Regions from separate parts of the Mus musculus genome. Here region 1 is linked to region 2. A link is a loop called in an ENCODE intact Hi-C map of the cell type or tissue named here. Cell type or tissue: heart. All regions are shown on one strand. Links, peaks and the distances in the headings refer to the core of each region. The heading gives the core; the rest is flanking DNA.

Region 1 (16,695 bases), core at 6,581-11,580, 65 kb after region 2:
CTGCTGCTCAGTCCTGTGCTTTAAGTTTGGGATAAGAACATCCACAGAAACATCCACTCAACAGAATCTAGATTGTCTACACTAGAATACTACAAAATAGGACCTTGCCTTCATCTTTCCCCCGAGGAGACTCCCAGCCTCCAACTGCCACCAGAGCTGCTCTCTGTCCTAAAAGTTTTCTCTTTGCATCCCAGTTCTCTTTGCTTCCAAACCCACAGTTGCATGTTGAGAATAATCGCTCCGTACCTTTAATTTTTGTGACAAGTACTCATTCAGATGACAACCATCAGATGCGCTGAAGATATGGCCTCAGATCCCCTTACATGTGACAATTCAGAGTATTATTTTCCATATACTGTCTCATGTCTAATCCCCCAGACACTGAGGATGAACAAACATGGTATCGTGGTTCTTATTTTACAGAGACAAGCTACAATTCATAAAGGCAAGTCATTAAGTGAGTCCAGACCAATGCTGACTTCTCAAACCAAAGACTAGTCCCTATGCAAAAAAAAAAAAAAAAAAAAAAAAAAAAAATCAGGAACAATTGTTTGATTTTCAAAGACTGTCACATTCTGCTCATTAAAACGAAGCCTAAAAATTTGGTACTTATGTTTTTCTTCTGCCATCATTTGTTTTCATTCTCAGGGAAGGCAGGAGCCAGGCTCTCAGATGCTTTGCACTTTCCAATAGAAGTCTGGGGCTTGGTGTGGTGAATCCATCTGTCCACAGATTACTCTTTCAATATGTAAGCCACAGTTACAGGATGTAGCTTTCTGTCTCCAACTCTTATGAGAATAAAGACTAAAGATTCACAACAAAATTGTTTAACGTAATAAACTGTCACTATGTTCATCAAAATAATGTAAACAAGCAAGCTTCAACTCCTGGCTTATGCATAAAATGACTGTTTGTTCTGGTTCCTCCTTTTGTTGAGCAGTAGTTATCCACTCCCTGAAGCCTCCTTCACCTCTACTTCCAACCCTGTGACTTGACTTGACCTTATGACAGATGGAGTTATGTGCACTTAACTGTGGGTATTATTGGAAGTGACTCGGGTCAGAGACATGAAATGGACTCTTACCATTTAACTTGATCTTTAGGTGCCTTGGGGAACACTGGACCAAAGTAAATCAAATAGTGTGGACAATTCTCAGAACTCCTGGACCTTTATTGGCCCGGGTGCTTTCCCGAAGACAGAAGATTCACTTAACACAGGTAAGACCTTACAGGACCCAAAATTCAGGCATGATTGCTCCTTCAGAGAAACTTCAAATTCAAAATTCAAAGTTATCCCAGTTTGAGGGGCATATTAACATATTAACGCCCATCTTTTAGGAAAAACAGATAAGATTTAGGGACAGGAAAAATTGTTTGGTATGCACCAATATAATTCAGAGTCTTGGTCACCTTTTTTTTTTTTTTCCTATGCTGTTCATTTTCAACAATGAGTAATCTGTAATTACTCTTAAGCAAAATTTCTGACTTGGAAAGAAACATGTAGCTACTACTATTAAGTAGAGGACGTTTGACATCTTTGTGGCAGAGAATCCCCAGCTTTTTTGATGCTTTGGCATCTTAGCTTTACGGTGTATCTCGGAAAGTCACCCTACATGAGCTGCAGTTTTCTCAGTGGTGTAGAGCCTGAGCAGCTGGGCCCTGAAGGGTCAGCACAGACCTCTAACTCCAAGCTCCAGGTTGCTTACATCCCTTTGCAAGAAGAATCATGGTTTCCTGTGCTTGCCACCCAGGGCTCTACTAAATTGAGCTGAGTTGACAAACATATTTCTAGTCTAAAACCCAAGCAAGAGGTCATTATGTTCTCTGGAGAAGGAGTCCGGAAGGAAGAACAAAAACATCAGTTACTTGCAGTCTCAAGTTTGATGACATGAAAAGTGGAGGGGGGGGGGGGGAACTAGAAGAATTTCAAGGGCTTTCCTACTGCTCTCTAAAACTCTGAGAAAACTAAAAAGCCAGTTTCTCTCCTGGAAGTCTGGATAATAGCATGAGTGCAGCTGACTCTTCCATGGAAAGAAAAAGACAATCTCAACCCATTGGAATATTAAACTAAATTACACAAGTGTAATTACATTAACTCCTATAATTAATTGCATTAGATTGAATAGTACAGTGAAAATGTACGGAAAAGATAGATCTTTAGTTTACTCTTCTGTTAAGTAACAAAAGTCAAATTCCCAAGTATTGCTTCTTTCTGAGAAGAAATGCCAGCCAGAGTGGGATGAGGGTTCTTGTATGCTGATAAGTGCAGAGGACTGGACGGCAGTGGGCCACCTTCTTGCCTCCCGTTTCCTGTTTAAAGTTTTCATTTGCTTATTGTGTGTTAGGAGATGCATGTACAAGTCACAGTGAACGTGTGGAGATCAGAGGACACTCTGAGAGAGTCAGCCCTCTCCTTTCACCATGTGGCCTCTGCGGATCCAGCCCAGCTTCCTTTTTCTAATTACAACAGATAAGACATTATGAGTATCTGTGCCAGGCGCTACAGAGTGGGCTGTAGAGGAAGCCCATCAGCCCCAGAGCGTGTCAGGTGAGGTATCAGTGTGATATGCAGAGAGGTCACATGGCTAACGGACAGCACAGCTGTTGGGGTTGCCGACGAGGGGGCATCCCTTCTGAGATGTAGCTTCACATTAAGTGCCATGGGGTCTGAGCATGGTGCTCCATCCTACAATTCCAGGCCTCGGGAGGCAGCAATGGAAGGATCGTCACAAGCTCCAGGCCGTAGTGAATGCTTAGCCAGCTGGTACTACATCGTAGACGCTCCCTCAAAATACTAAAAGCATGCAGACAAACAGTGGAATACTGAAAGCACTAGAGAGAGAAGGAAGGCTCTTGCTTTCCTGTCTCAAATGGGAGACTGATGTCATTTGTTCAAGAAGTGTTGAAAAAACTGAAAGGGTGTACATGATATTAGAAGTACCCCAACCTGAGGCTTGAGGGGGGACTTGTGAATTAAAGGATGCTTCCAGGGAAAGTGTCTCCCAGAGCTGAGTCCTAGAGTAGGAGAGGTGAATGAACATACCCAAGACGGATGCAAGAATCGTTTTCCAACTTTCCATTCGTTTTTCATATCCAGAATCTTCATCATGAAATGAGTAAGGGAGTATGTGTTACCTAGAACCCTCTGCACAGGAAATAGGACCCAGTTTGACACCACAGTTGTCACAGTGAGCCACTCTGGCAGCTGAGCCAGTCAGTAAACAGTGCTCCTCTGTTCTCTCTGCCTCCAGGTTCCTGTTTCTGTCTCCTGTTGTAACTTCTCTCAATGATGGATCGAGACCAGAGAGTTGGAAAATTAAATAAACCCTTCTTCCCCAAGATTCTTTTGGTCCTGGTGCTTATCGCAGCCACAGAAAAGCAAAGTAGGGCTACGTGTTCCCTAGTAAATGTAAGGGAAGCTTACATCTCTGGGAAGATCCACGACTCTGTTGGGACAGGTTACATGTGGCTTGCACATAGCAATAAAAGGTATCCTGGGGGTTAAAAAGAAGGACTTACTGACTCGCAAAGCTATATGCATAATTTATCAGCTAAAAGGAGAATGGCATTTGGGAGTGAGTTCCCCACAAACAAATGATCTGCGTCTCAATGAATCGGGCACTGAGAACCTTTTCTTAGAAGCCATGAGCACATTTTCATTAACGAAGAGTTTATATCTGTGTGTACATTCAAGGAAGAGAAAATGAGACACCGTGGGATGCAAGTCCACCAGTGAGTGAATATCTTATGGCAAGATTTTTGCCTGAGAAATTAAAATGATATTTGAAACATAAATCCTGGGTGCTAACAGCCCTCTTTATAAGTACATGCCAGGGTCAACAGGCAGTGTGTTTGCAAGGAGGCTGTTTCTAAAGGCCAGTTCTAGAGTTCTGAAAGGAATTAAAAAAAAAAAAAACAAAAAACCAACCCTGCAAATGAAGGGGGAAGCCCACAGCAATAGAAGCCATCAGGGCTTAGGTATGTTACAGATACGGTAGTATTGCTTTATTATAATAGCATACAGGCCCTGGCAAGGCCAAAGCATGATCTCACAGGACCAACCCAACCCAAGAGTTCCTTTCCTAGAATTGGCACTCAGGGCAAGCAGTGGTAATCCTGAGAAGGAACCAGGCGAACGAGCAGGGGCCTTGGCCAAAACCAGACAGACTGGGGGATTCTTCTGTCACACAAGACACCATTCAGGCCGGCCTTGTAGGGCCTTTTTTTTAAACTTTCAAGCCAATCGTCCCCTGGGCTTTCTCATTCTGTCTTCTCCTTCCGAAAGGAGCCTTCGGGGTCCAAAAGAAGCAAACTGCTTTCCAATTTTTTTTTTATCCCAGTAGTGGAAACTCGGAAATGCAGGCTGTAGCGGGATGGTAGTGGCCGCAAGCAGCTGGGTCCTTGGCACAGGCTGCAGGGCAGAGAGAACCGAGAACTTTAGTCCGGGGTAGGCTTGCCTCTGCAAGCGCATAAAAACGCTTTGAAGATAAGAAGACTGCCCGCAACCAAATGGAAAATGATGGGTGGCCAAGAAGTGTCAGGAGCTGTGGCAATGAGGAGCACCTGGAGGCGGGCTGTCTTCACTTAGCTCATGTTTCCACAGGGCTCCGGTTGGCCTGCCAGTGGCTGAAGCAATTTAGATGTTGGCTGGAGACAGCTCACAGCTCAGAGTCTCTCTCTCTCTCTCTCTCTCTCTCTCTCTCTCTCTCTCTCATTCTCTCTCTCTCATTCTCTCTCTCTCATTTTCTCTCTCTCTCTCTCTCTCTCTCTCTCTGTGTATACATGCGCGCGCGCACACGCACGCACGCACGCACGGGTGTTTTCATAGGCCTGGAAACCAGGTTCTCTGGTGTGTGTAGGGGGTTCTTCCATAACAGTTTCTGGGAGACCTTCCCCCTTGATGTCTTCTGGTTGGCACTCACAGGGAAGGGAAGGTTGCTTTTTAATGGGCCCTTCAGCAGCACATTTGCTAAATCGTGGGCAATATGGAATAGGCTAGCCTGACTCCTAAACCAGGTAAATTCGAGAATATTCCATAAAAATCGGAGGAGAAAGAGGACAGGAAAGGAACAAGGAAAGAAGGGAAAGTGGGGGAGGGAGGGAGGGAGGGAGGGAGGGAGGGAGGGAGATATATCTGTTTGAGGGAGAGAGAAAAGAAGGAAAGAGAATAGGGAAAGAAGTGTGGGTGGTGTGTGTGTGTGTGTGTGTGTGTGTGTGTGTGTGTGTGTGTGCGTGTGTGTGTTTTGGGGGGTGTCAATTAAAAGAAGTTCCATGGCTGTGTTCTGTTAACAGCATTTCTAACAGGTGGTGAGAATGGAAGAAGGGGCATCCAAATGGGAGTTTCTTTCTTTAATTATTATTTTTTTAATTTTCAGAAGAAGCTTCATGATCCTCTGTCTAGGTCTGTAAGGGGCTCTGTAATCACAAACCCAGACATTTTACCACAGTTGTTTTCAGTGTTCTGAAGCAAATACCAGACTGCCTAGTGGAAAACTCAGCACATACGAGAGTTCATATATATATATATATATATATATATATATATATATATATATATGGCAGACAGAGAGCCTGATGGAAAGAAAGATGACCACAACATCTGGTTTAAGGAAGGTGTTACACTTTTCCAGTACAACCTGTAACAACCAGTCCTGTTGCCCAGCCTGTTACAAATCCAGGCACAGTGTTGCCAAGATAAATCTGTTAGAGTTGTAACCACCTGGAGAAAAACAAGCAATTTATTCAATGACAACTTTGCCTCCATGATTTGGGAAATAGAGAGTTAAAAAATAAATTTGATTATATATATATATATATGTATATGTATGTATGTGTATATATATATATATATCCACTGATGTAAGAAATATTTCATGTTATAAAGAGACATTCCATGGATGTTGTATTTTAGTGGGAGATAGGTAATGAAGAGTCTCTCTCTCACACACACACACCACCCTTAAGGCAAGAACCAGCCTACAATCCCATAATACTCATCTCTTAGGATGTTTGTGCTAGGATATGGAAATGAGATGAAGGACAAGACCCCAGCCTTGAATGGAGAAACCCTCCTTGTGTTTGCCTCTTTCTCCTCTGCTTCCTTTTGTCAGCATCCCAGTTCTCCTGTTAATGAATGAGTAAAGTGCCTTATATATGTTGCTAAAATCTGGGTCTTTAGTGTCCCCAGAGGTCCCTGTGCTGAAGGCTTGACTCAACACAGGCACTGTTGGAAAGGGTGGACTAGCAGCAGTCCCTTCTGTCTTCCTTCCTTCCTGGCTTCCATCGGAGCAGCAGGCTTTTCTAACACAAGCTCTTCACTACGACGAGGCCCTGTGCTACCCAAGGCAGCAAGCCTAAGAGAACATGTCCCTGAGTCTCTGCATGCTTCAGGACAGATTAAGGCTTCCCTGATCTTCCCCAGCAATCAAAGTCTAGAGTATGCGTGAAAACGTATCTTCCAGTCAGATACATTTTCTTGCCATGATTTCAGCTCTCCTTTTACAAACACACTGTGAGGACATTCACATAGATTTCTACTCCCATTTTACAGGGGACGAAAGGCAAAGCAGAGCGATTAGAGTCACACAGCACCTCAGCGAACATGTGGAAAGGAGCCAGTGAACTCCCACTCCAATCCCCTGCCAGTGGACTAATTCTTGCATTTTTTCTACAAGTATTTCAGCGGCCCGTTGGTGAGGACAGGGGCATGAACTAGAGTGCTCAGTCTGAATGACTCTCCAAGGGGAAGGCACTGTGTTGAAGCATTACCCTCAGGTTTGTGAGTTTGAAATTAAATAAGAACCCAGTCTTGGGCTAGAGAGATGGCTCAGAGATTCATAGAAGTCACTGCACTTGCAGGGGACCTGGATGGAGTCCTAGCACCAACATGGTGGCTCACACTCATTTGTAACTCCAGTTGCAGGAGATCCAATGCTCTCTCCTGACCTCTCTGTGTGGTACACATACACCCATGAAGGCAAAGCATTGACATGGCGAATAAAATCTTTGTTTTAAAAGAGAAAGTGGTAATAGGCATCCAAAGATTGCCACTTTTATTAGCAGAACTCCTGGCAAGTGTTGAATTAAGAGCTCTTAACTATGAAAGGTCTGGCTTTGTGGGCTGTGATAGAGGGCTGAATGGTCTGGACCCGCTGATATTCTATTTGGCTAGTCCATTTGAACATGAAGAGTGAGCAGTTTCCCTGTCTCCCTACGTCCGTACACAGTGCTGTGCTGGAACGCTAAGTGTCACATGGATGGTGAACAACCAGGAAGTCACTTCCCCAGCCCAGCACCCATTGAGCGCTGTGCTGCTGCAGCCTGTAAGTAACTTGGCTCTCCAGGAAAGCCTGGAATCCGTACTAATTCACACCGCCACTGCAAGAAAGCTCTTTGTCTCATCACTTACACAGAATACCTGGCAAAAATAACTGGATAATGGAAGTATTTATTCTGCTTGTGGTTTCAGGGATGATGAGTCTATCGTGGAGTAGAGGGCATGGTGACAGGAGTGGGCCATATGCAAATGATCTACCCCCTCACAAAAGAGCACCACCAGTTGGAGACCAAGTGCTCCAATGACCTGTGGGGAACAGTTCACATTCAAACAACAGGAGTGAGCATATGTGGATGCTACTGATGCCTTTATGTCCCTTAAAGACCTTTGGAGACAATAAGGGAGACTGCTGTGTTTAAAATCACACCAGGTTTAAGACCTATCCTTTGACTGGTTCATCAGTGCATAAAGAACTTAAAAAAAAATGTTCTTGGTTATTAGAACTTTCAGCCACTTTTAGAGCTTCATAATCTAAGATGTACTGTCCTTAATCCATGGAGATATTCTACCTGTTGTCTATTTTAAACTTAGAAAACTGGATGGAGACAGCAGAGTAGACTATCTTATTTCCATGTTATGGTTGAATTAACTGAGAAAGTTGACAGGAGAGCTGAGGCCTCTGTGACCTCAAACAGGACACTTGACATCTCATTCCTTTAAGACATTACTCTGTGACACTGGATGAAGAGTGCCTGGGAATGCTCAAAGTCTGGCCAAGACAAATCTCCAGGAGCCACATGTAGCAACTAAGCACTTGAAATGTGGCTTATCAAGATTGGGGTATACTGGAGTCCAAGTTACACATGAGCCTTGAAGTCTCGGCACAGATTAAAACAAAACAAAACAAAAAATACTCTAAAACCCACGATATTTCATAATAACTATATTGGGCCTGGGAATGTAGCTCAATGGTACAAGGTTTTGGGTTTAGTTTTCAGCGACACAAAACAAAACAAACCCAATTGTTTGGAATATGTGTTGAAATGATGACACCTTAAACAGGTAAGATTAAGTATAACATATCAAAATCAAGTTCACCTATTTCTCTCTCCTTCATTGAAGGTGGATATTAGAAAACAAAGTCGCACATGTGGTTTGCATTACATGTCTATGGGATGGTTCTCATCTAGACAGAAAACCTAATATTTCTTTGGAAGCGTGTTGAGGATATAACCACTCACTTCCTATTGCATTGAAACTTTCCTAACAGAGAGCTCTGTGCCCTCCATTCTTTTTATTACAATGCAAAGAGATAGAACCTTGTGTTGACACATACTCTTGCGTTTCCCAGGACCTTGTTTACCAGAAGCCATGGAGAGAAGGAGGCTGTACTTAGACTTTGTTTTAACAAATGATGTAAAAATTACCAGAGCAATTGCACTTAAAAAAATAATAATTCAGTCCATTGCTGGGATCTGTTCCAGAATATTCTCTTATTAAATTGATTTTTTTTCTTCCAGCATGCAGGTGAATCCTTGTTTCCTTGTTTCCTCTCAGCCATTCGGGAGCCTCTCAAGATAACCTCATGCATGGAAATTGTCTATGTTGGGGCCCAGAGATAATGGCAAGGCAGAGCACTGGATGCCCAGATGTTAGCATCTGATTCCAAATAGCAATGGGTATTTACAGCTCCAAGAGGAAAAAAAAATGTTTCTTTCTCTTCTTTTATTTATTTATTTATTTATTTTATTGTATTTTAAGCATATTGCTTCCAGAAACTGCATCTGCTGCCCAGGAAGCCTGTCGGTTTGACATGCTCAGCAAAATGCATGAAGAACTCCTGAGTGTCACAGTGTTTTGGTTAATTGGGTAAAGATAAGGGCTTCTGAATAGCAAGAGTCATTTTGCCATATTGGCCTGGTACCCAGGGACGTGTGATTGAAAAAAAGTGCGGCTGTCTGGATGCATCTGAACGCTTGGTTATTTCATAAAGCTTGCACTGTGTACTTGGAATGCACATTTGCTCTTATGAATAACAGTAATTGTTTGGCTTGGCCTGCTTTTGTGTGACCGCCAGCTGGCAATGACTAGAACCGTGACACATGACACTCCAGCTGTGTCCACATGTTTCTGCCTTGCAGTATCCACTTATATAATTTGCTTTTTTGATCAACAGTTGAGCCATGCAAGGAAACTCATCATGCTATGCATGCCAGCTTACTTCCCTGCAAATCCCCCTATCACAGTTTCAAAAAAAAAAAAAAAGATTTTCATTATTCCTTGCTTATTATGGTGGGGCCGAGACTTCATTAAACATGGTGAAGTAAAAGATATATTCCTAATTGAACTGGAGTATTTTTCCCTTGAATACACATAATTACAAGACAATAGCTTAGCATTTAATCAAATGAACCATTAAAATAGTAACTAATGATGGTCTTACGATGACTGACAGACATGACCCAACTATCTTTAACTTTCTTTCCTATTTTATTAGGCTTGCTATATTAGTCGTTGTAATTAGGTTCTTATCAGGATGTGATAACTACCTGGGTTGGAATAAAGAATCTTATTTGCTTGGGTCTTAAAGATTCTGTTGTGCTCCAATTTATTTTCTTCATAGAGATTTGTAAGAGGCAAGCAGAAATTGAACTTGACCCAAAATATACTTGTATTTTTATTACCTTTTCCTGTGAAACTGAAAACATTCACTTAATCCCTCCTTCCTGATACGGAAGAGTGGAGAACACACACAGCCCTTTCAGCTCTTGGGAAAACTCTAAGTTATGCAACCCTGGTACCTTATGGACATTCTGTTAAATTGGACCACTGTCGTTGCTAAAGTGCCCTGTCCATTTCTTCCCATCCTATGTTTGGGCTAACACATAGCTGAAGTGGTTACGAAATACCTGTGTAGCTGGCCAAAGAACCACATGTTAACAGCGAACAGTACTCTGCAAAATCATTCAAACTGGCTATAGGAGATATTTTACCTGAGGAAGGAGAAAAATTTCCTTTACCCATTACTACTAAAGTCACACTGTCTGACTCACGGAAACAGGCAGAGATATGGCCATATTAACAGCATTAAGTACAGTAGTTTCAAAAATGCTTCGTGTGATAAGGGAGCAGAGACAATTCCATGTACCCTGTTCTCAGAAGACATGCGATTTTAGTTCAGGAGCTACCACTAATTACCACCCTGTCTCTGGAAAATAAATTCCTTACTTTTACTTTTGACTCATTTTTAAATTGACAAATAATCATGTACCTGTGTATGGCATAATTATAGAGTTTCTAGGTGAGTTACAGATACATCTCTATGGTATAAACATAGCTTCTGGTAAAAAAGTTAAATTGTATTGTAGCAATTTTGAAGTAAATAATACTTCATTGTTATTAACTATGGCTACTGTACTGAAACTGTTACTCTAATCTACAGAAAGGTGGTTGGTTTTTTTTTTTGTTTGTTTGTTTTTTTTTTTTTTGTCAACATCTTTCTTTTCCTCCTAGCCCCTTACACATAACCTCTGGAAATAACCAGCATACATGGTTTCTAGAAAATTAACTTCTTTAAGAGTTGATACAAGTTCGATTCTACAGTATTCTTCTTTCTGTGGCTGGCTAATTTCACTGAGCATAATGGCATTCACGTTTATTTATGTGACTAGCAATGATAGAATTTCCTTTTTAAAGGTAATATAATACTATATTACATTTATCTATATTATTTTGTTTATCATTTTAGTCATTAATCTACGGTCTTGTTTCTGTAGATGGAATTGCTGCCATGAGAACTGATTAACAGGTGCTGCTTCACCATATCAATTTTGATTCCTTTGCACATACACACAAGAGTAAGATTGGCTTTATGCAGTGACTCTAGTATTAGCTTGTTGAAAATCTCTGTATTATTTTCCACAGTGGTTTTGTTAGTTTACATCTCTATCATTAGCACACAAGCATTCCCTTTCCTCCATGTCCTCACCAAAGTTGTCTTTCATGTTTTTAAAGGAACAGTCATGAAATGATAGCTCATTGGGCCTTCAACTTGCATCTTGGTAGTACTTCTTTGCATAATTGATGATTTCCTGTTAGGATTGATATATAAAGTTTCCTTCCAGCAGCTCAGACATCAGGCCATGGGTCCTACCTGGTGACACTATTTTGGAAATATTATTTTAGAAACATTAGGACTTGGCTCTATCTGGAGGAAGGTCACTGGTGTTCTTGAGCTGTCTTGCCCCAGGTTTATTCCTGTTTCTAAATGCTTTCTCCATTAAGCAGAGTGGAGAAGTTTCTTACTATAAGCTTTACTGCCAGGATATTCTTTTACACAGAGACGTGGTGCTAAGAAACTGTGGACTGAACTAAGAAGTCATAAGCCAAAATGACATTGCCGCTGCACCCCCAACTAAGTTGTCAGGTATTTTGGGCAAAGCATTGAAAAGCTAACTAATGCACCTTTTCAAAGTCTTTCCAGATCTTGCCTGTGCACTAATATGTGTCTTGTCTTGTCTTGTCTCGTCTCGTCTCGTCTCGTCTCGTCTCTTCTCTTCTCTTCTCTTCTCTTCTCTTCTCTTCTCTTCTCTTCTTTTCTTTTCTCTCTTTCTTTTTCTTTTCTTTTCTTTCTTTCTTTTTCTTTTCTTTTATTTCTTTTTTTTTGCAGCAAATATCTGTTTTTTTTTTCCAGAAGAATAGGAAGTGAAAAAGGAAGAAGGAGGGAGATATGATGGTTCAAATGAAAGAGGAAAAAGGAGGGAGATATGGTGGCTTAAATGAAAGAGGAAGAAGGAGGGAGATATGATGGCTCAAATGAAAGAGGAAGAAGGAGGGAGATATGGTGGCTTAAATGAAAGAGGAAGAAGGAGGGAGATGTGATGGTTCAAATGAAAGAGGAAGAAGGAGGGAGATATGGTGGCTTAAATGAAAGAGGAAGAAGGAGGGAGATGTGATGGTTTAAACGAAATGATCCCCATTGTCTTGGGCTTTTGAATACTTGACACTGTTTAGGCAGACTTAGGAGGTGTGACCTTGCTGGTGAACTCACTTGCCTCTGCAGGTGAGCTTTCAGGGTTCAAAAGCCATGCCATTCTCAGCTCTCTGTCTCTGTCTCTCTGTCTCCCTCCCTCCCTCTCTCTCTCTCTCTCTCTCTCTCTCTCTCTCTCTCTCTCTCTCTCTCTCTCTCTCGCTCCCTGCCCTCACCCTGCTCTGTATGTGATTTTTTCTCTCTCCCTGTCTCTGTTTGCTGCTTGCAATTGAACATATGAACCCTTACTATTGCTGCTTGTGGCCTCTCTAGCCCTCCGTGATGGTTGTAGACTCTTATTCCTTTGGAACCATACACCCCAAGTAAGCCCTTACTTTAGTCCTTATGTGCTGCCTTGGCCATGGTGTTTTATCACAGCAATAGGAAAGTAGTTCATAGAGATGCAGAAGAGAGAGTAGAAGAGGGGTGAGAGGGGTGTGGTCTTATCCTTCCTTGCATAGTAGGTCTTTATGAAGACCTAGTAGGACAATAATCCCAGAAGAAGTAGACAAATGGGACATATCCCATAAGATGTCAAATAATTGTTCATGTTTAAGACATAGTGAAACCAGCTCAGGAATCACAACTACTTGCCACCATATGCCAGGTAATAATCAGTATATTGTTAATGCTCAAGATGTATACATGCTGATAACCCTAGGCAGAGGGGGGGATATGCCACCTTCATGGCTATCCTGGTCTAAAGAATATATCTTAGAAAACAAAGAAACAATAAATAAATAAAATGGAATGGATGTCAAAATTAAAGGAAGAATAAATCTTATAAATCTACCTTGTTGAAATCAAGAGATGGCATTAGCTTTCTCATACTAGCTGATATCTTCTGATGAACATTTGAGATAGAAAATCTGCTTGAAAATTTGACACAGCCAATTTGCCAATAAATTTGTGGATGCAAAAGTATCATAAACCTTATAGTTGACCCATTCATCGTGTTGATTAGGAAATGAAGCCATGACAAAAGGCATTATTCACAAGGCCACTTGCTAGTAAAAGGACCCAGGATTCCCATGTGAGTTGATTTTGTTCTCTGTTGGACCTAGGAGGAGACAACAAAGGTAATGGCTCACAACAAGAAATAAGTACTGTCCTGGAATATCTTGTTGCTGTGGGAAAATAGGAGGAGGAGAATAGACAAAGTGTCAGACACTGGTCCATGAGATCACAGGACAATAAAAACCAGGGTTAATAACCAGAAACAAATGGTTGTCACATTTCTAGAAGGTTTTAATGAGAGGCATGGCGGGACTTAGCAACTGGTTGTTGGGGACCAAGCAGCAGTAGAAAAAAACAGAAAAGAGCTGTGTTGGAACTATTACCCAATCCGAATCAGCAGCCCCATGGGAGCAGTGGCCACCAGCGTAAAGAATATAGGAAGCACAGTCTGTCGTCAGCATTTGCGAACAGTTAAAGGGATTTGGAGCTAGAGGATATGGAACTGCAGTGGAATCCAGACAGTGGAGATGCCTGGAGTCAGAAGGCTGGCATTGTCATGGTTCTGGGTGGTCCATCTGTTTTGGAATAAGACCCCAGCCAGCAGCTGGAGTTACCAAAACCAGGAACCAGCTCTTAGTGGAAGAAGCTTGCAAGAGCTAGACCCATCACAGCTGTACAGTGAGCACAGTAATGAAGAACAAGGGTCAGATATCCATCTCTCAGCCAAGTGAGCTGGGATTCAGGGAAGACTCTGATCTGAGTAGGGTGGTTGGCCTGAAGTTTCTGGGAACTAGACCACCCCATCTTAGAAGGAAGAAGGCACAGAGGACAGAGATTGCCCCAGGCCCACTATATATTTATGATTGTAGATTATTCTACTTCCAGTAACTCAGTCTCCTCAACTCCTAACACTCTTTTTTTCCTTTCTTTTTATTAGATATTTTCTTTATTTACATTTCAAATGTTATCCCCTTTCCTAGTTTCTCCTCCAAAAATCCCCTATCCTCTCCTCCCTCCTTCTGCTCCCCAACTCACCCACTCCCTCTTCCTGGCCCTGGCATTCCCCTATACTGGGGCATAGAACCTTCACAGGACCAAAGGCTTCTCCTTCCTTTGATGACTGACTAGGCCATCCTCTACTACATATGCATCTAGAGCCATGAGTCTCTCTGTGTGTTATCTTTGATTGGTGGTTTACTCCCAGGGAGCTCTGGAATTACTGGTTAGATCATATTGTTGTTCCTTCTAAGGGGCTGCAAACCCCTTCAGCTCCTTGGATACTTTCTTTAGCTCCTTCATTGGGGACCCTGTGCTCTGTGCAATGGATGACTGTGAGCATCCACTTCTGTATTTTCCAGGCACTGGCAGAGCCTCTAAGGAGTCAGCTATATCAGGCTCCTGTCAGCAAAATCATGTTGGCATCTACAATAGTGTCTGGGTTTAGTGGTTGTTTATGGGATGGATCCCCAGGTGGGGCAGTCTCTGGATGGTCATTCCTTCAGTCTCTGCTATGAACTTTGTCTCTGTAACTCCTTCCATGGGTATTTTGTTCCCCCTTCTAAGAAGGATCGAAGTATCCAAAGTTTGGTCTTCCTTACTCTTGAGTTTCATGTGTCTTGCAAATTGTATCTTGGGTATTCTGAGTTTCTGGGCTAATATCCACTTATCAGTGAGTGCATATCACGTGTGTTGTTTTGTGATTGGGTTACCTCACTTAGAATGATAAACTCCAGACCCATCCATTTGTCTAAGAATTTCATAAATTCATTGTTTTTAATAGCTGTGTAGTACTCCATTGTGTAAATGTATCACATTTTCTGTATCCATTCCTCTGTTGAGCGACATCTGGGTTCTTTCCAGCTTCTGGCTATTATAAATAAGGCTGCTATGAACATAGTGGAGCATGTGTCCTTATTACAAGTTAGAACATCTTCTGGATATATTCCCAGGAGTGGTATTGCTGGATCTTCCAGTAGTACTAGGTCCAGTTTTTCTGAGGAACCGCCAAACTGGAAATCAGACACACACACACACACACACATACACACACACACACACACACACACACACACACACACACACACACACACATATACATATACAGGGTAGAGACCCTACCTGTTCCCCATATAGGCCCACATGAGGTCATGTACATAATCATTGAGAAAAATAGATGTGGAGATGGTAGCACATATCCAGACCCCTGTGCTGTACTGGATAGCTATTATAACTTGTTTCATGACATCAAGACCTTGCACCATCTGCTTTATAGAACTGAACAGATCTGACTGGTGACTCCAGCAGATGCAACAATGTGATTACAAAGGAAATACTTAGTCAAAGACTTAACTCAAGGTAGCTTGCCTAAGGTGTAAAAGAGCCTGGATTCAATGACGAGGTTAAGGGAGAGGGTCAGTGGGAGGAAGGGTTGGAGATAGGGATCACAGCCAATTAAATTTTCAATTATATGAAGTTATTCAGAAATAAGTTCAGTAAAACGTGTAGGTCTTGGTTTTGGTAGTTTTGCAAGCTGCTAAAAGGATTGTTAAGCAACTGAAGATCTGAAAAAGTAGCCTAAAGGGGTAAAAAAAATTCCCTAAAAAATTAAACAAAGAGAGGAATGGACAAATACATTATATTTGTACCGTGCTTAGTGTAAGATTACACAGCAGTGGGAAATAATAAATGTCCACTCTGAGTCACAGTAACAGGTCTAATTTTTAACTAAGAAGCTGAGGAAAAAAAAAAAAGAGTACATGTGTAAATGCTGGCTCGGAATGTTTACAAGAAGAAAAGTGACATTCCACTGATAGGCAGCATCCGAACGGCAACTCTGGAGCTGCTGACTGGAAGGGAGGCCTGCAGACAACTTCTGCTTATTTGTAATGTGTCTGCCTTCGCCTCAGAAACCTCCGCACCACTCTGGCTCTCAGAAGAACACCGCATAGCTGTGTGCATCTGAATGTTGTACTTCCACTGATGTGCGATGCGCTTTGCAGGGTGCTCTCTCCACAAAGTACTGCAGAGCAAGCACGCAGAAAGGCTGACAGCCATAGCCTAACCAACAGACAGACAGGCTTGTGAATGAAGGCATCATCACAGGGTTCCAGTCTCTGACCGATGTACAGGAAAGGCAAGCTGTTTGGGTGTTCTCTGCCCAAATTCCTGACCTACTGAAACCAGGGGACATAATAAAAGATTGATGAAGGTGATTTATTTGGTTACAAGTCCACCAGTTTTCAGTCTGCTGACAATGTTTTGCTGGGCTGTGCCTGGCTCTAGGTTGCCATCTTCCAAAGTTTTTGCTAATCTAATGGTTGATAAACAGCGCCCTACTGTGTTTTAATATCCTGACCTTGGTGGAGTGTTGTGGTGTTTAATTATGGAAGAAAACAGCAATCTGGTTCATTCTACTTTTGTCTCTGATCATCAG
Region 2 (16,695 bases), core at 7,553-12,552:
GGTTTAGCTCCCTTGTCAAAGATCAAGTGATCATAGGTATGTGGATTCATTTCTGGGTCTTCAATTCTATTCCATTGATCTACCTGTCTGTTGCTGTACCAGTACCATGCAGTTTTTATCACAATTGCTCTGTAGTACAGCTTGAGGTCAGACATGGTGATTCCACCAGAGGTTCTTTTATGGTTGAGAATAGCTTTTGCTATCCTAGGTTTTTTTGTTATTCCAGATGAATTTTCATGGCATATAGCCATTTTGACTATATTAATCCTGCCAATCCATGAGCATGGGACATCTTCCCATCTTCTGAGATCTTCTTCAATTTCTTTCTTCAGAGAGTTGAAGTTCTTATATAGATCTTTCACTTCTGTGACTAGTTAGAGTCACATCAAGGTATTTCATATTATTTGTGACTATTGTGAAGTGTGTTGTTTCCCTAATCTCTTTCTCAGCTCGCTTACCCTTTGTGTAGAGAAAGGCCATTGATTTGTTTGAGTTAATTTTATATCCAGCTACTGCACTGAAGCTGTTTATCAGGTTTAGGAGTTCTCTGGTGGAATTTTTGGGGTCACTTATATATACTATCATATCATCTGCAAATAGTAATATTTTGACTTGTTTCTTTCCAATTTGTATCCCACTGATGTCCTTTTTTTGTCGAATTTCTCTGACTAGAACTTCAAGTACTATATTGAATAGGTAGGGAGAAAGTGGGCAGCCTTGTCTAGCCCTGATTTTAGTGGGATTGTTTCGAGTTTCTCTCTATTTCGTTTGATGTTGGCTACTGGTTTGCTGTAGATTGCTTTTATTATGTTTAGGTATGGGCCTTGAATTCCTGATCTTTCCAAGACTTTTATCATGAAGGGGTCTTGTATTTTGTCAAATGCTTTCTCAGCATCTAGTGAGATCGTAATGTGTTTTTTGTCTTTGAGTTTGTTTATATAGTGGATTATATTGATGGATTTCCATAAATTAAACCACCCCTGCATCCCTGGGATGAAGCCTACTTGGCCATGATGGATGATCATTTTGATGTGTTCTTGGATTCGGTTGCGAGGATTTTATTGAGTATTATTGCAATGATATTCATACGGAAAATTGGTCTGAAGTTCTCTTTCTGTATTGGATCTTTGTGTGATTAAGTATCAGAGTAATTGTGGCTTCATAAAATGAATTGGGTAGAGCACCTTCTGTTTCTATTTTGTGGAATAGTTTGAGAAGAGTTGGAATTAGATCTTCATTGAAGGTCTGATAGAACTCTGCACTAAACCCATCTGGTCCTGGGCTTTTTTTGGTTGGGAGTCTATTGATGACTGCTTCTATTTCTTTAGGGGAAATTGGACTGTTTAGATCATTAATCTGATCCTGTTTTAACTTTGGTACCTGGTATCTGTCTAGGAAGTTGTCCATTTCATCCAGGTTTTCTAGTTTTGTTGAGTATAGATTTTTATAGTAGGATCTGATGATGTTTTGGATTTCCTCAAGTTTGTTGTTATGTCTCCTTTTTCATTTTTGATTTTGTTAATTAGGATACTGTCCCTGTGCCCTCTAGTTAGTCTGGCTATGGGTTTATCTATCTTGTTGATTTCTCAAAGAACCAGCTTCTGGTTTGGTTGATTCTTTGAATAGTTCTTTTTGTTTCCACTTGGTTGATTTCAGCCCTGAGTTTGATTATGTCCTACCCTCTACTCCTCTTTGGTGAATTTGCTTTCTTTAGTTCTAGAGCTTCTAGGTATGCTGTCAGGCTGCTAGTGTACACTCTCTCTAGTTTCTTTTTGGTGGCACTCAGAGCTATGAGTTTTCCTCTTAGGACTGCCTTCTTTGTGTCCCATAAGTTTGGGTACGTTGTGGCTTCATTTTCATTAAACTCTAAAATGTCTCTCATTTCTTTCTTTATTTCATCTTTGACCAAGGAATCATTGAGTAGAGTGTTGTTCAGTTTGCATGTAAATGTTGGCTTTCTATTATTTATGTTGTTATTGAAGATCAGCCTTAGTCCGTGGTGGTCAGATAGGATGCATGGGATAATTTCAATATTTTTGTATCTGTTGAGGCCTGTTTTGTGACCAATTATATGGTCAGTTTTGGAGGAGGTACCATGTGGCGCTGAGAAGAAGGTATATCCTTTTGTTTTAGGATAAAATGTTCTGTAGATATCTATTAAATCCATTTGTTTCATAACTTTGGTTACTGTCCCTGTGTCTCTGTTTAGTTTCTGTTTCTAGGTTCTGTCCATTGGTGAGAGTGGGGTGTTGAAGTCTCCCACTACTATTGTGTGAGGTACAATGTGTGCTTTGAGCTTTACTAAAGTTTCTTTAATGAATGTGGCCGTCCTTGTATTTGGAGCATAGATATTCAGAATTGAGAGTTCATCTTGGTAGATTTTACCTTTGATGAGTATGAAGTGTCCCTCCTTGTCTTTTTTTGATAACTTTGGGTTGGAAGTCAATTTCATTCGATATTCGAATGGCTACTCCAGCTTGTTTCTTAGGACCATTTGCTTAGAAAATTGTTTTCCAGCCTTTTACTGTAAGGTAGTATCTGTCTTTGTCCCTGAGGTGGGTTTCCTGTAAGCAGCAAAATGTTGGGTCCTGTTTGTGTAGCCAGTCTATTAGTCTATGTCTTTTTATTGGGATATTGAGTCCAGTGATGTTAAAGAAATTAAAGAAAAGTAATTGTTGCTTCCTGTTATTTTTGTTGTTAAAGTTGGGATTCTGTTCTTGTGGCTGTCTTCTTTTAGGTTTATTGAAGGATTACTTTCTTGATTTTTCTAAGGTGTAGTTTCCGTCCTTGTGTTGGTGTTTTCCCTTTAGTATCCTTTGAAGGGCTGGATTCGTGGAAAGATATTGTATGAATTTGGTTTTATCATGGAATACTTTGGTTTCACCATCTATGGTAATTGAGAGTTTTGCTGGGTATAGTAGCCTGGGCTGGCCTCTGTGTTTTCTTAGGGTCTGCATAACATCTATCCGGGATCTTCTGGCTTTCATAATCTCTGGTGAGAAGTCTGGAGTAATTCTAACTGGCCTACCTTTATATGTTACTTGACCTTTTCCCCTTACTGCTTTTAATATTCTATATTTATTTAGTTCATTTGTTGTTCTGATTATTATGTGTCGGGAGAAATTTCTTTTCTGGTCCAGTCTATTTGGAGTTCTGTAGGCTTCTTGTATGTTCATGGGCATTTCTTTCTTTAGGTTTGGGACGTTTTCTTCTATAATTTTTTTGAAGATATTTGCTGGCCCTTTAAGTTGAAAATCTTCATTCTCATCTACTCTTATTATCTGTAGGTTTGGTCTTCTCATTGTGTCCTGGATTTCCTGGATGTTTTGAGGTAGGATCTTTTTGCATTTTGCATTTTCTTTGATTGTTGTACCCATGTTCTCTATGGAATCTTCTGCACCCAAGATTCTCTCTTCTATCTCCTATATTCTGTTGCTGATGCTCACATCTATGTTTCCAGATTTCTTTCCTAGGGTTTCTATCTCCAATGTTGTCTCATTTTGGCTTTTCTTTATTGTGTTTACTTCCCTTTTTAGGTTTTGGATGGTTTTGTTCAATTCCATCACTTGTTTGTTTGTGTTTTCCTGTATTTCTTTAAGGACATCTACCTCTTTAGCAGTGTTCTCCTGTATTTCTTTAAGTATTAAAGCCCTTCTTGATGTCCTCTACCAGCATCATGAGATATGATTTTAAATACGAGTCTCGCTTTTTGGGTGTGTCGGGGTACCCAGGACTGGCTGAGGTGGGATTGCTGGGTTCTGATGATAGTGAGTGGTCTTGGTTTCTGTTAGTAAGAATCTTATGTTTGCCTTTCACCATCTGGTAATCTCTGGAGTTAGTTGTTATAGTCGTATCTGGTTGGAGCTTGTTCCTCCTGTGATTCTGTTAGCCTTTGTCAGCAGACCTGGGAGACTAGCTCTCTCCTGAGTCTCAGTGGTCAGAGTACTCTCTGCAGGCAAGTTCTCCTCTTGCAGGGAAGGTATTCAGAACTGTCTCCTGACTGAAGATGAAGGCCTGAAACAGGGTCTATCCCAGAAGATGTGTTACCTCTGCATTCTGCGTGCTCACCTGCATAGACTGGTCATTGAGGGACACATGTCACAAGATGGCTCTCTCTCACCTGCTCTGGTAGTCAGAGCCCTCCAGGGCAGACACCTCTCCTCTGATGGGAAAGGTGCCTAGATGTCCGGAGCCCAAAATGGGGTCTGTCCCAGAAGCTGTGTAGCTTCTGCCTGTCCCAGAAGCTGTGTCACGTCTATAGTCAGCACTCTCACCTGCGCAGACTAATCTCTGAGGGATCCGGGACCCAAGGTGGCTCCCTCACCTGCTCTGGCAGAGCCCTTCAGGATGGACACCTCTCCCCTGGTGGGGAAGGTGCCCAGATGTCTGGAGCCGGAAAAGAGGTCTGTCCCAGAAGCTGTGTCACTTCTGCAGTCTGCTTGCTCACCCTGAGAAGTCCATGGTCTCTGAGGGACCCAGGACCAGTAAGTTCTACCTTTTAAGCTGGCAGATGAAAATGACTATGCTAGTCATTCCAAAAGGTGCCAGTGTGGGTCCAGGATGAGCTCACTGGGCCAAACTCACTGGTGGCAAGTCAAGTGGATTCTCAGTGTCATCAAATTAAAATCTGAATGTCTGAGAGCAAAGCTCTAAACAGGATGGCTGTGGCCACATTGCCAGCATGGCTATGCCCTGCCATGCCTCGCTGATATACTCCATGTCACTGTGATAAACTCCTTTGAAATATCAAAGTACAAACAGCAACCCCCCCCCCCCCCGAAGCAAGAGCTCTGTGCTGTGCTGCTGACAGAAGCTTTATATCCAAGTTTTGGTTTACCTTCTTTTGTGGGTCTTGCAGCTATACCTTCCTCCTCGCCCCTTGACTGTCCTGCTTGACTCTTCATTCTCCACTCTGCCCTTCTCCTCATGTTTTCCAGGGAACTTTTTATGCTTCTCCTAGTTGACATTTCCAGCCTCCCATTTTGTTTTTAAACTATCCTGACCTCTGCCCTTCCTGCTGTCTGTTCTTCCCTATATGGCTTCATTGCCAAGTTCTCCCCTGTGTCCCATGTTTGAAGAGTCCAACTTCAGGATCACCACTTTCAAATGCCTCCATTTTATGGATGGGAAAGTCAAACTAAAAGCCAACCCTGAGTCCTGTGTGCATTCTCCACTTCTCTGGGCCAGGAGGATGGGACTTGAGTAACTGTCCAGAGGACCACAGGAAAGGAGCAGCTCCACAAAACCTCACAATAGAGGATGGTGGAAATGCTAGCTGCCTTTGGGTGGCTGATGGCATGTTAGGGAGACTTAGCATCCAAACTAGACAGTGACAGAACTACAATGTGTAGATCCTCATCGCTGATTATAGAACACTTCTATCTTGTCTCCCCAGCTTCACTCAATACTCGAGGAGAATACACTGAATACACAGGAGAGCTTCCACTTCATTAGCTCCCCCTAATTGAAGATAATTAGCATCCACTTATTTATTTAGAGATTAAGTATTCACCTATACTTGAGAGAGAAGTTGGCTCTATCTACATATTATGTCTGCCTGATGCTTCCAAACAAAAGTCATGGGATCCTTTTGGGGAGAAAAATAACCTTGACAATTATTCTAGGTGTATGGGTATCTGTGGGAGGTGGGACTGGAGTGTAGAGTCCATTGGGCATCCAGTACGAACCAGGATCCATGCTAGCACACTACAAGTGCCTTCCATTTGACCCCACAAATAATTGGAGAAAGTGGGAAATGATTAATAGTACCTTACACAGCTATGAAAACTTAAAGGCCTAAGATAACACACATAAAGATCATATGAGCCCAGAACATTAAGGTTCTAAAACCACTGTTTTCATTCAGTTATGGAAAGATTTGCCTTATAGAGAACAACTTATGATCAGGGTAGGTAAAAACAATCTGCTTTCTCGTGTCTGACAAATGACTTTGGGCTTCTTGGAGTAAGTGTCTAAATTCTGGGAGTAAGGTGGCTGTCAAGGGAGCCAAAGATATGAGGTGAGTGAAATGGGCACCAGGAGCTCAGGGACACCTCTGTCAGATCTAAAGATGTATCTTGAGACATATTTTAAAGACTTATTTTATTAGAGAGTGTGTGTGTGTTATGTTATAGTGAGTTGTGTGTGGGATCGTGTGGTCTGCAAAAGCAAAGTAGAGGCGTGCAGAGAGAAGGTTGTAGGCGACAGTTCTAGTGTGTTGGATGCAACAGAAGAGGTGAGGAGGTGATGTCTGGGCACTGGTTTCCTATTCACATGCAGCGTTGCAGAGATTCTCACTGTATGGACTGTGTTCTTTCAGATGAATCAGTTCCTCAAGGCCAAATCTCGTGGGGTGTGGCTTCATAAACACCATTCTGATGTTTCTGAGCCAGGCTCCGTGAGATGGGGTGAGATTGTCCTGGTGATGTAGGGGTACCCTATCCAAAGTTAGTAAAAGTTCTGAGCCACACAACCCAAGATAGCAGAGTCTGAGACACTAGTAATTTCAAGGAATGAAATTTTTCTTTACACGATCCAGGAAATGGAAGCTTAATTAAAATGATTGTAACAAAGTCTACTCCTTTTTCTTTAGATTCTCCAGCTCTAAAAGTGAGGATGTCAGATGGTCGGGGCCCCTTGATTTTGGGTAAGCCAACTGTAGCTGCTACATAGCAACAGTGGGACCAATGATGCTGGTAGCAGTGCTGTAGATGCTCGATGGCAACGAAGCCTCAAGATCCTGTGCTTAGCCTCTTCTTCACACAGGTGGCCTGGACCCTGGCTACTACTGCTATTCCCTGGGAGCTAGACCAATTCTTATGTTAGCAGCTACCCTCAGAAGCTGATCTTGGTGATGATGGCCATAGACTGGGCATAAGAACTGTTATAATCCCTGGGAAGTTCCCAAAACAGGGAGAAGACCATCTCCAAGAGCATGCAATGATCAGTGTTGGTAAACACTGGTCCACTCATTTAAAGATCAGTGTTAGAGGCAGGGAGAAGAGACAGTGCACTCTACAGCTAGGTCTTTAGAAAGTCTCAAACCCCTTCTCAGCTCTAGGTTCTAACTTGTGAAAATTTTAGATTTGTATGACTATTGTCTCCCTTTTCTCAGCGCCTGTTCTAGTTTCTGCTTGTCACTGAACGGGGCCTCTTCTATGCAAAAGCCTGTGAGCTCCTGCTTAGACTCTATGCTGTGGATGCACATAGAGTCACAGGATCAACTAAACCCACCTTTCCCAAGACAGTTATTCTAGATGCTCAGTAAAAAGAATTGTCTTTGCAGTAGTCCTAACAACCCCATCTGTGAGCTTGTCATCTCCTCAGACCTTTCTTTTCTATAACTCTGTTCTTTACCCATGGAGGCTTTGGCAGTTCACTATTGATCGTAACTGATGCTAGCAATCCTCCAGCAGTGACAGAGCCATGAGTGACCCTCAGAGGAAGAAAGATCTGTAGCCTTCTCCTTGGCTTGGCCATTCTTGTCTCCTAGACAGTGTTCCTTATAGATTAGTCACCAAGTCAACTTTGACGTGTTTCCCTACAGAAGATTAGAAACAGTTCAAAGTTAGTAGGGTGGGGTCATGGAGGAACTCTCTGTCTCTTCTCTATGTAGTATGTTCATACACTCTCATATATATATTGATACACCTTTACTCATGCATTAGTGTACACACACACTAGGTAGATAGATTGTGAAGGGTATGTGCAGCACACAGCTATGCTGTGCATATTGATTTAGTAGACACAGAGTGTCTCATGTGATAGGAGCCAAAGGAAGCCACATCAAAGTCCAGTCCACTTTGACCAACACTCCCTGCCAGGGGGCAGCAAGTCTGTTCCCTTGGCCTCTCTAAGGAAAGCAAGTCTCTGGAGACCTTTTTGAAACACACCAATTCTATTCCCAAGAGATGCAAATGCAAAAGATGAACATCCTACTGCTAATGAGGAAAAGCTGGGCCTCCTCTGAAGAACCTGTGCAGTGAGATGCTATGGATATCTTAAGGGGACTACAGAGGTAACTCAGGGGTTTAAGAGTCCCTCTTGAAACTATCCTGGGTTTAGTTTCCAGTACCCACATGGTAGTTCACAACTGTCTGTAACTCTAATCCCAGAGGCTGGACATCTTCTGGTCTTCATGGGCCCCAGGCACACATGTAGCAAAATACTCATGCACATACAATAAATATATCTAAAAATTTTAAAAGACATTTTAAAATAACATTTAATTTAATGTATTTAAATATAATGAAAGTAGAAAATGTTTATTAATAAGATGCTTGGAGTATATAGTTATGTTCAAATTTAATAACAGAATAAAATAATAGGAAAAATACTTTTTAAAGAATCTTGATCTACAAAAAGTGTTTCTAAGCAGTAAATAAAAGTGATTTGCTTTTTACTTTCCCTAATATCTTCATAATAAAATCATTTAATCTGTTAACAGTTATCAAAGGAAGATAGTCTAGTTTTTAATCTATTTAATATGACATTTTGGGAGCTGGTAGCATTCATTCATACAAGAGTGATACCACACAGGGTAGCAGAAGCATGCCCACAGGCTCCTTTGATCACCCCATGACTCCCTCTCCAGTGAGCAGTCAGTGTGTGTTGAGCATCCATAGATCAACACAATCCAGGATGACAGGGCAGGATTTACAGTTGCTTGTAGATTCTTCTTGACTTGTCTTTGAGACAGACATGGATATGGAAATCACAATTCAGAAAGGCAGAACTGTCACAGTCATGAGCTGTGGAGCCTGGGCCTGAAGTGTGTCTTTTGACTCTCACTACACTAGGCTGCTGACATTTTTAGTGCCCCCCAACAAGAAGACAGCAGAAGACACAACAGGAGTCAGAGAGAAGCCATCTGGCTGGGACTGAGACGTCTGTCCCTCTGTGGCCACCGCTGGATTCCCGTGTGCACATGCCCTCTTCTAAAGTGGAGTTTGCTTAGCTTTAAGCGGGTATATCGCATCCTGTTCCCTCTACTCAAAAGAGAGATATAAAGGGGAGAACAGTTGCCTTCAGCTCCAGATAAATGGCAGAAATTGAACTGGGCAGTGTCTCCCCTGGAATCCTGAGTCCAAAATTCGCAGACAAATCACCCAGTGCAGTGCAGGAGAACAAGAGGAAGTCCATTGTCCTTGCCAGCTGGAAAACTCCCACCCTGCAAGACCAAGGAGCACCATCTCTCCCCAATCAAGACATCCCAGGCATCCCTGCAGCTGCAGCCACAGAAGCCCCCCTCTCCCTCCCTCCCTTCCCGACGTCACCGGTGCACAGCTTTATTTTTTCTGGCCTACATTTTGAAGTCTCTCCACACTGATGGACTAAACTGGAAAGTATAATCCAATTGGCTCCGTCCAAAGCAGATGCCACATAATCACAATCACATTAATAAAGCTGGCGAGGGAATACGAAGAATTTGATGGGGTGGGGGAGGAGACACTAACAACTTCCAGAATGCTGGCACTGAGTACTTTTTTTCTAGAAACAGGTCCCGGGGAAGCCGGCATCCCCATCTTCTACACTTCAAATTGTATAAACTCCAAGAAAAAAAAATTTTTTTGGAGGGCGGGGAGGGTGATGCTTTTATTTTTTTTTGACTTTTTTTTGTTCTGTTTTTGTTTGTTTGTTTTTAGTTCAGATGAAGGGAGAAAAAAGGCAGAGAAATGCTTGCTCAAATCTTTTCAGCACTCGGAGTCTTATTTATGCACGGGGTTTCCAGCTGCACATGACATAAGTCGAGGAAAACTGGCACATCCTCCCACCACAAGTGCAGTAGAGCCGCAAGTTTGGCAAGTTGCTCTCGTTGCCAGATGCCTCTGCTGTTTCTGCAACTATGGATTCAAGGCACTCCAATTTTTTTCCTTGCTGGGAATACTTTCAAAGAAGAACACAATGTTTTGGGTTGCCTGGCCAAAGTTTAGCTGTACTTTTACATCTTTGCCAAACTTCCTGTTTTTAGCAAAAACAATTTATTATCTTGCTAGTTCTTTAGACCCCAGAGGATTTGCAGGCACAAATAACTACTTGATTTCTGTGTCTTTTCTAAAAGAATCTCATTCCTTTTCCCATAATTATCTCATAGATGCTAGGACAGGAACACATTTAACTTTTTGGGCGTGCTACCAAGGTGTAGAAAAGGTTTTAATTATTCAAACCTTTATAGTCTGAACTTTAAAGAACTGACAGTTATTTTTTTGTGTGTGTGGGCAAGGAAAATAATTCTTTTCAGGTGGTTTGGCAAGATTACAGCAGTATGGCATGTGTATCATACAAGCGAGTTTGGCGTCAGTTTGCACTGGGGACTCGAGATTAGATTGGGGAAACTTTATTAATCAGCAGCAATCAAAGAAAACATTCAACCAGACACTATGTGTGTGCATGTGCATGTGGGGGGGGGGGGTGTGTGGGGGGCAGTAATTGGACAGGGCCATGCTGTGTAACACACCTGGGTGTCAAATTCATGATCCTCCTGCCTCAGCTTCCCAAATGCTGGAGCTTATAGGCCTGTAACATCATATTTGGCCCAGTCACACATTTTTGATTGAAAAAAAAAAATCAACTTTGTTAGGTGATCACACAACTCCCCTCCCCTTGATATGACCAGAAAACCAAACCAAACCACAGACTAAGAGCCTTCTCCTTCCTCAATTGTCGGCAACCAGGCTGACTACCAACCTGTAGATAAAGAGAAAATGCAGTTCACTACTAGATTAGAGATGACTGTGGGTAACCTTAGCATTTTCATGAACAAAAATGTCCTCAGTAAAAACAAAACATTGCTGCAGCCACTCACATAAATGGATAAAATCAGCAAACAGGATCAATCGGGGCCTGCTTCCTGACGGTGGCCTGCAGTAGTCCTATGAAACAGTGCAGCCTATAGCAAAAAAAAAAAAAAAAAAAAAAAAAAAAAAAAAAAAAACCATGCCAGGGTAGAAGAAAACTGAACTTCGGAAGACATAGCCAGGTACAACGTGTCTTTCAAAATTACTTCACAGTACCTGTGAAGACTAGAAAACAGATCGTAGAAATGAGAATAAAATTAAATTAGCAGATCTACTTAGGAAACAGTGAATAGTAACGAGACAGCGCAGCATGGTCCTATAAAGGACTGGCTTCAATAGTGGCATCAATTAGGATGCTCATGTCCTGCTTCTGGTCTTTTTCTCCCCTCCCCCACTCCTCCTCTCACTCCCCTTAGTCCCCCTTTCTCCTCCTCTACCACCTCCTCCCTTTCTTCTTCCTCCTCCTTCCCTCCCCCTCCTCCCTCTTCTTCAATTGATACTTTGTGATTCTCTTGAACAAAGTCTGGCCAGAAAACAAGATTTAAGTCAAGTTAGCCATTCACCAGGCTGAAGCACACACATAAAGAGAGAACTGAAAGGGAAGATTTTGCTAAGGAATTTCCTCCATTCAAGACCTCTCAGGCATTGCAGAGAACAAGGCTGCAGACAGCCTGAAATTTGTGACAAAGTTTTCTGGAGGTGAAATTCACCTTCCTCACTAACCTTATGGCATGTGCTTTTAAAGAGTTATTTTTAACATTTCAACATAAACAATGCCAATGCTGAAAATAGGATCAAAGGAATTCTGTCTCCATGCAGACTTGCCAAAGACCAGAGCCAGGGCCAGCAAATGCGAATAATAGGCAGTGAGTATGAGTTTCCTTTAAAGGAGAGGATGTGACTCTCAATATTGCTTACTCACAAGCCCATTAATATTCAAATAAAGTGAACATGCTGTGTGTGCAGGTAGTCACTGTATCCTGCTTGCTGTACAAAGGTCTCTCTTCCAAGCCTTCAAAACAAACTCAGCACCCCAAAGACCTAAGGACACCTTCACTAGACTTCTCAAATGAACAACTAACCTAACACTTGAAGCCTATGATATCAGAATGTACTACAAAATTGACACTATTAAAAGCCTTGGATATGTGTATATTTAATTTGCCACACTGTGCTGTTTTTGAAATTTAGGCAAAATTGTTGATCTCTAGGGAAATCATTACTATACATTTGTTATTATGGCATGCCCTTCGTTTGCAATGTGAATTTAAGTAAATAAATTAAAACAACAACTTTATTTTTGGTAAATATCTACTATGATAGGATGTTTCTGATATTATATTTAAATCCAGGAGAACGTATTTTGTATATTAAACATAAAGCAGAGCAGAGGACTATCAGAGAAGATTGCTAAGAAATTTTTGTGGGTATTAATCACTGCCTTATTGCAAATGGGTTCTAGGTGATTTACAAAGATGTATAAGATACAGCTACTCTGCTAAAACTATAAGTGAACAGAAAGTAGAAAATGAAAAGTACCACAATAAAGGGGTAAGATAGAAACAACAATGGAGCAAATATTGCTCATAGATTTCTGTGGCTGAAGTAGATCCAAATCTTGGTCTTGTTAGTTTCAGGGTAAAAATAAACCTTGCTTTATGACTATATTAGACTGATGAGTAACTGAGGCCTGTAGAACTTTATGCTGATTCAAAATGCTTCACAAATTATTTGCACAGGATGGTTTCTGGTCTTCTGCAGTAATTGTTGTAGTAGTCCATTAAGCAGAGCTTGACCACAGTAAGTCTATATTTCATTATGGTAATGCATCCAGTTCCCCTGGCAAAACTGCATTTGCTGTGTTTTATGTGGAAGTCTTCTGTGCCTATCCATCTGGAGATGCTGATTGGTCTAAACTGACTTTGTCCTTCTAGGGCATTGAATCTTAAACTGCAGTAACAAGACAGAATAAAGGATTGGGATTGATCCCCACTACCACCAGTGGTTGTGTACTGCTGAGAAAATGACGTTTGCCCTTTGCCTGGCCTTTGTCCTTAGGGATTAGTGATTAGTTCTCTCACCTCCCCATTTAGTCTTTGAACTTTCTACTAATCACTCAATGATTCTTTAGGCTTAAGGTCTGTTGCCTACAACCATAGAACATTAAATGTCATACCATGATCCTGGCAACTGTGTCAGGTTTCTCCAAAGGAACACAGCACAAAAGAATAAATATGTATTACAATAGAGAATTTATTAGATTGACTTTTACAGTTGGGACTATTAGGATGTTGGACCAATAGGATAGTCCAACCTCCATCATCTGCATGCTGGGGAGACTGAGAACCCTGTACTGCTCAATCCACAGGGCTAGACATCTCAGCAGTTTAAATCTGATGCTGAAGGCATGGAGGATTCAAATGCTAGGTTTTGGTCAATGTTGGAAGGTGGAAGAAATTGAGTTCTGAGAGCAGTAACGGTGGCTCAATAAGTAGTTGGATAGATGCACTCATCAGCAAAAAAAAAAAAAAAAAAAAACAAAAAAAAACAAAGGCAAGCAAGCCTGGGTTTCATCAGGCCTTCTTTAACTGGGCTACCTTGAGAAAGTGCTGCCCGCTCTTGGAATGGGTGCTTTCTGTAATGTATATTCTCCCTGGGAATACCTTCACATACCAGCCCAGAAGTATGTGGCTCCAAGCACCATCAAGTTGCCAGTGAATATTAACCACCACAGTAACTTACATGCAAATGGATTAAATGATATGTCTGGAATTCACATGGACATTAGGCAGACTCTGTGATCATATTTTCCTTTTCTGCCTTTGTATCCCTTTAGTGGCTAATTGAATAAATAGCTATTGATAGAGAGAATTTCTGTCCATCTAAAAGTTCTCCTACAGTGGCTCACAACTTTCCCAGTGCTACAACCCTTTAATACAGTTTCTCCTGTTGTGGTGATCCCAAAACAAAAATGTTACTTCACTGCTACTTCATAACTGTACTTTTGCCACTGTTGTGAATCTTAATGTAAATATATGATATGCAGGATCTGTGACAACCCCCTCCCCGCCCCCCACAGAAGTTGAGCCACAGTTTGAGAACTGATGCTCTACTGGACGATCCCCCTGCCACAATTATGTTGCATTTTTTTATTATTATATTTTGTTTTATTTAATATCGGCTTTTCTTTCTTGTGTTGGACATAGGTACATTTAGGAAATATTTACTAATATTGCAAAATCTGCTATTTGTTATAATAATGCCTAATGTCAGCATTACTAAAGTCAGCACGTGGGGCATGTTTCACAGTATTATAATTCTGTGTGGCTGACAAGAATGGTTTCTCTCTTGGAAAGTTCTAAACTCGAGAAATGTGGAATGGGACTCCAAAATATCCAGAATGGTGCTGAGAGTCTGTGAGACCATGGGAGAGGTGGTTTTGTTATTCTAGCAAACATTTCACAAAACTGAGTCTCCAAAGATAGAAATGAATTTATGAATAATACCCTAGTTTGAGCTTACAAATATCCATGGTAGAATAATCCCCACATGGTCAGCAACAAGCTCGAAGTATGTTGTGATAGAACACAGAACTGGGAAAAGATATGAACAAAAGACTCTTAAACCTGTGCAAACTGGCTGCAGACCCCACCTGAATCATGCTCTCTAACTAGGCCTAAATGTGCCAGTGGCATTTTACGGTTGTGGCTTCTGACCTGCTTTTAGAAGGAACATTTGCAGCCTCGAGGCTGAGGCTCAGCTCTCTAATCAATCAAGTACATGATGGGCAGTAGAAGGCTCTATCTCTTGGAGAATCTTCCTCTGAAGCATCCAAGGGAGAAGAAATGAATCATTGTGAACAGCCTGGATACAGAAAGAACATTCTTTAGTCTCCATTCAAGAGAATGTTTCTACTCAATGATAAGGTGATATTCTTTATCTATAAATAACAACAAAAAAGGTGAAACAAACCTGGATGTTTCTTTTTCTTTTCAGGGTTGTTTATTTGTTTGTTTGTTTTAAAGAAAGTGACCCCAGCTCAAGGCAACTTGTACTAACATGACTGACTGGTAAGGAATTCAAGCCATAAATCTAGCAATCTGCAAATGAACACAGTTTCTTACCAGATATATCCATCTTAGGCAAGTAACATAGGTTTCAGAGTCTCAGCTCCCCTGCAAAATGGAAATGACAACAGAGTAAATGCTTAGGATCTGGGCCAACAGCAAGCCACACTGTCATAACTCCCAGATCGACTAGCCCATCCTTATTCATAGGGCCCAGTGGATTTGGTTTCTCTATTCCAAAATCTTGCAACTTCCTGCAGTCTATTCACCTCAAAATAAGGATCTGACAGATGGACATCTGAAGAAGCTCAGCCTCAGAGGGTGCTTTGGACAGACGAGAAGACATGGTGACAGGTACTGGTGACTAGAAGACACACATGCTGACAGGTACTGATGAGGCACCCTTCCCACGTTAGAAGGAAGAACACAGGCCTGGATATGGTTCTGAAGGGGCCTGTGAAGAGGTTGGGCCAGAGAGTAGAATGTCTGTCAACTGGAGGCAGTTGATCTAGTTGTTTCTAGTAAAGCTCATAACTGCTTCCTCATCTCCCATGACCTACTGTGTGTCCTCGACATTCCTCGTCATGGAAGAGTATCCTGACACTAAGACAAGGTCAGTTCCCTTCCTTAAATTTAGCCCTCCGAGTATCCTGCTGCAATTCCTACACTGGAGAGTAGATACATTAATTTCATTTTAATGACTATAAAGTGACTATCAAGGCTGAGAAAAGAGATACAAAATGAGATGCCAGGACATTTCAAAATAAGTATTCCTTCAGCGTCCTTCCTTCGGTTACCTTTGCTCTACGGAGCCCTTTCTGATTCCTGAACGTTCAGAGATATTCCTACTTTATATGGACTCTACGTGCCTCAGTAAACGGGGGTGGGGGATGGGGAGGAGATAATCAGGGCCCCTTTCCTTCCCATCTGCCCCGCTCCTGAGAAAATCCTGACTAGGACCCTTGTAACAGATCATTCAAAAAAGCCAGCCATGACAGTACTTCCAAGAACTCCAGGGAGCAGCCTGGCCCCAGGAAGCTGGACCAAGCCTCTCCTTCAGCCACTCCCTGACAATCAGAAGGCTCCAAGGCAAATGAATCCATGCAGATACCCAGGATGCATCAGTGGTTCCACTCAAGTGATGTGCTCAGGCACCTCCAGGGTACATTAGTTGAAGTGGCTACAGCAGCTGGTGGCTCCTCTTCAGGCATAATTTATCTATTGCACTTTACTTAATGTGCAAAATTAAATTTATGCTGAATCCATGTGTATTACCTACTGTGCATGAGCAGCATGAAATACACCATAAAAGAAAATCAGCACGGAGCCATGCTCTTAATTGCTAATGGCTTTCAACACACTTCATTGTGGTCTAACCCAACTCAGGATCCATTCTACCTGAGAATCTTGCTCACATCAGGTCTGAAAGTGCTTATTCCAAGGACCTTTGGGAGAATGAAATGTCATGAGTACCTTTAAGTAAATTTTTCTAGAGTTCTTTATGTCACAAATTCTATACTTTTCCCTAACATGATCTGTACATTTTTGTCTGTCTGATTGTTTGTTTATACAAAGGACATAAGTTTCATAAGGAGCGATAAGAATCAGTGAGAAATATTCTTTAAGTATAAAATAATCCAGGAGTCAGTCCCATTTCTGTTATCTCTGTAGTTCTGGTTTCATGCATGAAAATGTTGGAATTAGGATGACTGGTTTCTCCCCTTACCTAGAAGAAAAATCTGTGTAACCAACTGAAATAAAAAACAAAAGCAAACAAACAAACAAAAAAACTTCACAAATGAATCTCCCAAAAGAGCTTTAGGAAATCTGGT

The links. Hi-C counts contacts between places; a loop is a spot of excess contacts. Peaks named below come from ENCODE experiments on the same cell type or tissue, not always from the same donor. Only the 100,000 strongest peaks of a DNase experiment are listed, where the experiment ranks them.
Region 1: it touches region 2 in a loop (2.7-fold over the local background); 3 of 42 quality-filtered maps call a loop at or near these places.

The regions. Positions count from the first base shown.
Region 1 is chr11:19,131,239-19,147,933 of GRCm38, reverse strand. No RefSeq gene overlaps it. Among named protein-coding and RNA genes, the nearest start is that of 4933406G16Rik, 74 kb to the right of the region's middle. In heart, for the core only: no CTCF peak of the experiment used is centred there; a DNase peak (open chromatin) is centred at 9,343.
Region 2 is chr11:19,197,303-19,213,997 of GRCm38, reverse strand. No RefSeq gene overlaps it. Among named protein-coding and RNA genes, the nearest start is that of 4933406G16Rik, 140 kb to the right of the region's middle. In heart, for the core only: no CTCF peak of the experiment used is centred there; DNase peaks (open chromatin) are centred at 9,197 and 9,807; H3K27ac peaks cover 327 bases.